Linked DNA regions of Mus musculus: region 1 is linked to region 2. The links are chromatin contacts, found by Hi-C in ENCODE. All regions are on one chromosome and are shown on one strand. Each heading gives the region's core, a stretch centred on a gene start or an enhancer-like site at or near the end of the contact. The rest is flanking DNA. Distances are from core to core; before and after follow the strand shown. Region 1 holds the start of AI506816 (expressed sequence AI506816). Region 2 overlaps Srpk2 (serine/arginine-rich protein specific kinase 2).

What was found. Hi-C counts contacts between places; a loop is a spot of excess contacts on that map.
Region 1: a loop to region 2 is called in a map of CH12.LX, with 2.5 times the contacts of the local background. The contact joins the promoter of AI506816 here to the enhancer-like site in region 2. A Hi-C loop is called at or near these places in 1 of 37 maps with a recorded cell type or tissue (CH12.LX).

What each region holds. Positions count from the first base shown.
Region 1 is chr5:23,710,639-23,713,955 of GRCm38, forward strand. It overlaps AI506816 (expressed sequence AI506816), which reads right to left and starts at 2,029. Exons shown (of 5, transcript NR_015554.2): 1 at 2,004-2,029; 2 at 478-512. Gm50451 (a small nucleolar RNA gene) reads right to left here and starts at 423; the gene lies at 353-423.
Region 2 is chr5:23,516,797-23,520,118 of GRCm38, forward strand. Srpk2 (serine/arginine-rich protein specific kinase 2) reads right to left here. Exons shown (of 16, transcript NM_001359173.1): 12 at 1,823-1,923; 13 at 1,620-1,727. Among named protein-coding and RNA genes, the nearest start is that of Kmt2e, 84 kb to the left of the region's middle. Within about 2 kb of position 1,960, at least 1 of the 3 ENCODE cell types and tissues checked has a DNase peak (open chromatin) inside an H3K27ac peak, as active enhancers do.

The DNA of each region.
Region 1 (3,317 bases), core at 779-3,278, 190 kb after region 2:
CTTAAACTCAGAATCCACCTGCCTCTGCCTCCCAAGTTCTGGGATTAAAGGCGCGCGCCACCATACCCGGCTTGAACACAATTTTTAAGTGCAAAGCCATATTTCCCTCTAAGTATTAAACATTCACCAACGCTCCCATTTATTACATTTATTATTTTGAGTGTGCACACACGTGTGCTAGCACACACATGAAGGTGCAAGAATAACTCTAGAGGGCTGGCTCTCTCTCCACCAGGTCCCAGAATCAAAGGTAACGGGCTTGGCACTGCTAAGCCCTCTCACTCCATTCTCCAAACCCTCATCTACTTTAAAAAGACATGGGGTGACTGCATTAAATTCCTGCCTGTTCTGTTGGCCTCAGGTAAATCCTTTAACCCATCACAGCAGCGTATCCTGTCAGGTTAGAGTTCTCATCCTTGGCCAAGAACTGTTCCTGGAATTATGCCTGGAAAGCCAAACTTGCCATCTAACACATACCTTGAATTCATGATCATCCTGGACACAGCACTCATCTGCTCAAAAGAAAAAAGAACCAGCACTGTTACAAGCAGCAGCCACAGCTTCCTTCAGAAAGGACCTTCCTGGTGGCTCCTAGCTGCATCTGATGATGGAAGGCCTGCCTCTGACTAGCATTTATTCCTGCACAGAGCTCTGATCTTCATACTGCTGACAGCTGGAGTCCATTTTATTGCCTCTGGGCCATCTTTCCCACTGTTTCCACCCCAGAAGCCAAAAACTCTTAATGTTTAGAGGCAAATAGTACTGCAGGTAATAGCGGTACTCTTCCTTTAAGAAAGTGAAACATTGTCTCTGATTTCAAAACCAGAAGCAGCATCAGATGTGTCTCCTGAGCCTGAATGAGGAAGGGAAAAATAATTCCTCACCTTAGAAGCTGGCTCATGCTGCCCTTCACTCTCGAAGGGGCTCAGCAGAACCCTAACCTCTAACGGAAAGAAAACTACCTCGCAGGGAACTTGTTTACAAGAGCCCACAAGCCTATTCTTCCTCTAAAATGCCCTTTACCAGGTACAGTGGCTTATGTCCATAAATGCCAATACTTAGGGTCCTAGAGCACAAATATTCTCTGGGCCAGCATGACAATCTGTCTCAATAATCAAATAATCTTTTAAAAAGATTTATTTCTTCTATATGAGTGCACTGTTGCTATCTCCAGACAACACCAGAAGAGGGCATCAGATCTCATTACAGATGGTTGTGAGCCACCATGTGGTTGCTGAGAATTTAACTCGGGAACTCTAGAAGAGCTGTCAGTACTCTGAGTCATCTCTCCAACCCTGATATTTACGTTTAATTGGTGTCTCAACCAGCCACCTCTTAAACAGGGAGGACTCCAGGGTGCTCGCTGAACACCTATACCCGGTCTTAGGAATTCCAATTCACGATTCCTAAATCATGGTTTAGAGGTTGCCTTGCTTAAGTGCTAATCCAGTCGCTCAGATTTCTCCCAGGACCCAAAACCCAGACAGGCTGGGTCTGTGTCAGCAGTAGGGTAATCCAGGTCCTTTAGGCAGAGGTCCCTGCTGGACTCGCTTGCAGGTATCCGCCTGAATATACCCTCAAACCTTAAAACAAACGAGCACAAAACAAAAAGCCCAGCCTCTGTGCCAAGCGGCATTTAAAGGACACGTGCGGCGGCGAGGACGCGCTTGAGTGGGCGAAATTACCCCTGTCCTTGCTGACACTGGGATTATCCTGCCTCCTGTTACTTTCCGAGCTCTGATCTCATTCGCTTCCTAAATAGGCGATGTCCCTGTCATCCGAGTCTTGGGCGGGCGGGAAGCCCCGAGTGTGCCCAGGACCCGGGCCGTCCGGACGCCGCGCCTCCACCTGGGAGGGGACAAATCCGGGCAGCGCAAGGCCGATCTCCTGTCCCACACAGAAGGGACGCGTATGGGCAGGGACCCGCGCCACGGGCGAGCGCCGTGAAAATCTCCGAGGCCACGTGGCGTGGTCCTGGGACTCGCAATGGTGAGAGTACTTACCAGGAGCGCGCCGCGGCGGAAGAGCAGGGCGCCAGGGCGGGACCGAGTTTAAAACCGACCGGACATTGAGCACCGGGGCTCAGCCAACCAGAGTGGCCCAGCGCCCCTCCTGCCCGCCCCTTCCCCCGTTCCCGCCTGACTCCAGCGCCGGCCCTAGCGTGTCCCCTGGCGGCACCAGAGCCTCCCAGCCTGCCCCTACCCCAGGGCAGCGGTACCACTCACTGGCCTGACTGTGGAATATGTCACCTCTCTGAAGGTTAGAGGAGCATCTTGGAGCCACATCACTTGGGGATTTCTTTTTCTTCTCCCCGTGCTTCTCAGTCATATATTGAATTTGGTACTTTTAATTGACCCACATCCTTTTGTGCTTATTTTTATTTGAAGACCCATATGTAACGAAATTTCCTCCTCTTAAGAAAACTGAGACATCATGGAGAGTGGAGTGGACTCTCTTAAGAGGGGCTGGTACAAGGAGAGGACCCCATGCCTAAAAATCCCACTACTGGCTGTGCATTTTCACCCAGGAGGCACCTGTGCCTGTCAGAATCAGGCTGGGATATTTTGGGGTTTGTCTTGTTTTTTTGTTTGTTTGGTTTTGGTTTGTTTTATCCCTCCCCCCCCCCCCATAGTGTTTCTCCATGAAGCCCTGGCTGTCCTAGCACTCCCTCTTTGACCAGGCTGGGCTCGAACTCTCAGATCCACTTGCCTCTGCCTCCCCAGTGCTGGGGTTAAAGGCATGAGCCACCACCCTGTAAGGTGGACCCTCTTTACTAAAAGCAACTGTCCTTCTAACAAAGGAAGACATAAACCGATAATGAGTGACAAAGGAGAAGGGAGAGAAGCGACTACATGGCCAGGAGTGCCCAGGATTGTGACCACTGTGTGGGAAGACACAGGAAAGATCCCTTCAGTGGTGTTCAGAAGCAGTTGGTTCAGCTGATACCTTGATTTTGGACTTCTGGCTGCCAGCGCTGATCTGGCGATTCCGTGGAAGCCATTAAGGGCTTTGTTAAGGCAGCCCAGGAACCTAGCATAATGACTGACAAGAAGGGATTGAGTCCTCCCAGTGGTTAAGGCTAGCATCTCCTAAGGACTTGCACACAGTAGCTCAGTAGCTGTCGAATTACTCAGGTGGTGAGGGATGTCATGGTGAACATCTTAGTCATGATGCCTGAGTTTAGGGACTTTTTTGCTAGACATTTATAAACTCATGAGGCAAACCAATGTTCCCATCACCCGAAGAGTTTACATTCTCTTCTAAAGCAGGAGTTCTCCAGAGAGAGAACAAAGGGGAGGAGTTAAGAGTGGGAGGCA
Region 2 (3,322 bases), core at 710-3,209:
AGAAGAAAGAAGAAAGCAGAGAGAGAAAGAGAGAGGAAGGAAGGGGAGGAGGGAGGGAGAGGGGGGAGGCCTTGAACCGGAGCCCTTTCATTTAGATATCCAAAGAAAAATTCTATACAAATTAATACAAGATCTGAAGATGTGACTCAATTGGAAAAACACTTGCCTGGTGAACCTCTGGGTTCTGCCCTACAACTACAATAAAATAAAGAAAGACCAAGTCGAATAACTATGGCAGCAGCAGAAGCTACGTGCACACACATGCCACCTTTTCCATCAAAGAACAACAGAACCCACTGAGAAGAATGTGCTCAGCTGGCTGCTATTCACAGTGAAGACCCCTGGGACTGGCTCTGGAGTGTGAGGCTACTCATGCTTACCAATTCACAGTTTAGCAGAGATGACAAGAAGATGCACTAAGCCGGGTATAATGGCCATGCCTGTAATCTCAGCACTCAGGAGGCTGAGTTTCAAGACCAGCTTGGGCTACATTTCAAAAAAGAAACAAATAAAAAGACTGGGCTGAAAGATGGCTCAGGGCAGTGTCTGCCATGGAAGCCTGTGAGTCTGATCTGAAGAACTCATATAAGAAGGTAAGGGACAGACTGCAGCACATGCTTGCAAAATCAGCACTGGAAAGGCAGAGATACAAAGGGATGTTCCTCCTCCTGCTGTCTGTCAGGAAAGCACCACTAATGATCCTCGAAAAACAGACTCAAGCCGGGCTATGGTGGCACACGCCTTTAATCCCAACACTTGGGAGGCAGAGGCAGGCAGATTTCTGAGTTCGAGGCCAGCCTGGTCTATAGAGTGAGTTCCAGGACAGCCAGGGCTACACAGGGAAACCCTGTCTCGGAAAAAAGAAAAAAGAGAGGGGAGGGGGGGAGGGAGGGAGGGGAAGGAAGGGAGGGGAGGGAAGGGAGGGAGGGGAAGGGAAGGGAGGGAGGGGAAGGGAGGGAGGGGAAGGGAGGGAGGAAAGAAAAGAAAAGAAAAGAAAAGAAAAGAAAAGAAAAGAAAAGAAAAGAAAAGAAAAGAAAAGAAAAGAAAAGAAAAGAAAAGAAAAGAAAAGAAAAGAAAAGAAAAGAAAAGAAAACCAGATTCAAGCCCAGGAAGCTTGTGTCCCCACTGTTGTCTCAGCAGTGCTGGCACACGCTGCAAAAGCAGCCAGCACACTGTGACTGCGCTGGATGGAGGCAACTGTGCATGGGCAGATGGAGAAATCCCTTCTAAGTAGGAAGGAGAACAGAGAGCCTGCACATGTAACGGCCACATGACAGTGCTGCTAAGTGACAAGTGCTGCCACCCTCTCCTGGGAGAAGGCATCTGATTTTACCCCATGGTGTGACAAGGAGCCTAAAACACCCACACGTTTCCAGAGACTAAAGGTAACTCCTCAGATGGATCTCACTCTTGGGACAATGGTCTGCACAGGGCCTGAAGAGACCATGTCTCACAAGACATACATACCGGAGAATTCTCCCAATGCTTAAAGACCCAGGCACATTTTCCTCTTCTCACCCATTTTAAAGTGAAGGATGATCTCTAACAAGACGCCACCTCATTGAGAGCATTAAGGAGAAGCCATTTCTAGAGAAGAGAGTGGCAAAGGCCGTTCTTACCATGCAAGCTGTACTCCAAATGTCTGCAGGTGTGCTGTAGCCTGCTCCTATTAAAACCTCTATGGACCTATACTGACGTGTCTGGATATCCTCTGTGAAATGTTTATGCTGGAAAGGAATAGATGTGATAAATATTAAAAAAAAACAAAAGCATCTTCGCACACTAAATAACAATTAAAATGTAAAAAGAAAACACTACTTACCACCCAACAAGCATTTCCCAGGTCAGCAATTTTTACTCTAATTTTATCTGCATTCCGTGGATCCAGAGGGTTCACCAACAGGTCAGCCGCCCGGGTTTTTGCTGCCATGAGCAAAGAACAAAAGAATCAGCACTGGGGTCATGAGGTTTGCATGTGTGAGCACAATGCTTGCCAGGTAGAATGATTGGACAGAAAAGAATCCTGCACCTGGGATCATTCCTCCTGGGTTGTATCCAGCTCACTGGAAGCCACAGAAAGATAAGCAAGGGTGACCAATCACTTCTAAGCAGTTGGCTTGATGCCATCTGAGCAGCAGCTTGAGGCTGACAGCAACCCTATTCCAGCTTCCTCAGCTAAGCCAGCACTCAGATATCAAGTGTCACATGACAACTAACAGCAAACTCAACTATAGGCAGAGGCTGAAACCTCTTATGACTTAGTTTTGAACAAGGGAGATATCAAGCTAGTATTCTCTCGGGTTGACATGGGCCATAAAGGCAGGCTTTAGGGCAATTCATTAGTTCAGGTGGCTCACCGGTAGCTGACTCTGAGGGAGTCTCTACAGCAGGTCCAGGCCTGGGGTTTACAGCTTTAGGGAAACTCTCAGTTAAGCTGTAACTACACTGCAACTACACTCATCTTCACAATCCTACACACTTACAGTTTTGGTCATATTGAAATGGAATTTAGGGATTAAACAGAAAATCCAGCTCAATGTACTACATTAATGCCCTTGTTGAGGATCTTTTTGTTCATGTCGAGTTGCTGCCTATGGGCACTAAGCCTCTTTCAGGGTATTCTGAAACTGAGGAACCATAGTGCTGGTAGATCCCACACAAGAAGTAAAGTTACCTTTGCTAACAGCAGTGCAGACTGCAGGAGGGCTAACAGGACCTGAACCTGAACCTCTAAGGAACCCTGGGGTGGCTCTGAAGTCGATAGTCTGGTCAGTTCATGTCTGACCTCAGCTTATGGATCAACTTGGGCCAGACAGGTGCAGACGTGAAACAGAATCTGCTCACGCAGTGATTTCCTTTCTCAATGTGTGCTGCCGGGATCAGGGTGCGAGGAGGGCCGTGACTATAGAAACACTCAAAAAGCCCATGTGAACACAGATATACTCAAGCCTGCTGCACAATCATTCTAAGTGTGCCTGAAACCAGACTGCCTCCTTAGATTAAGTCACCCCCATGGTGACCTGTCATAGCAACAAATGACCTACGGTCAATCTTTCCCTTCCAGAATGACAAGCCAGTAACTTTTCTCTGCTTCCACTAGAGCATGAATAAAAGTGGCAGGGTTTATTTTAGGAAGCACTTGAACACCCTAAACCACAGGCACCAGCAGCCTCTCTATCCAGATGAGGGGCAGAACTAGGACAGTTAAGGACAACACCTCACCCATTCCTTGGACAAACACTTCCCAAACCCCTTCAATATGCCACTTTGGTGACATATGTCAAGAAAAAGACACACTCAAATTAGGAAACTCATGTCATGC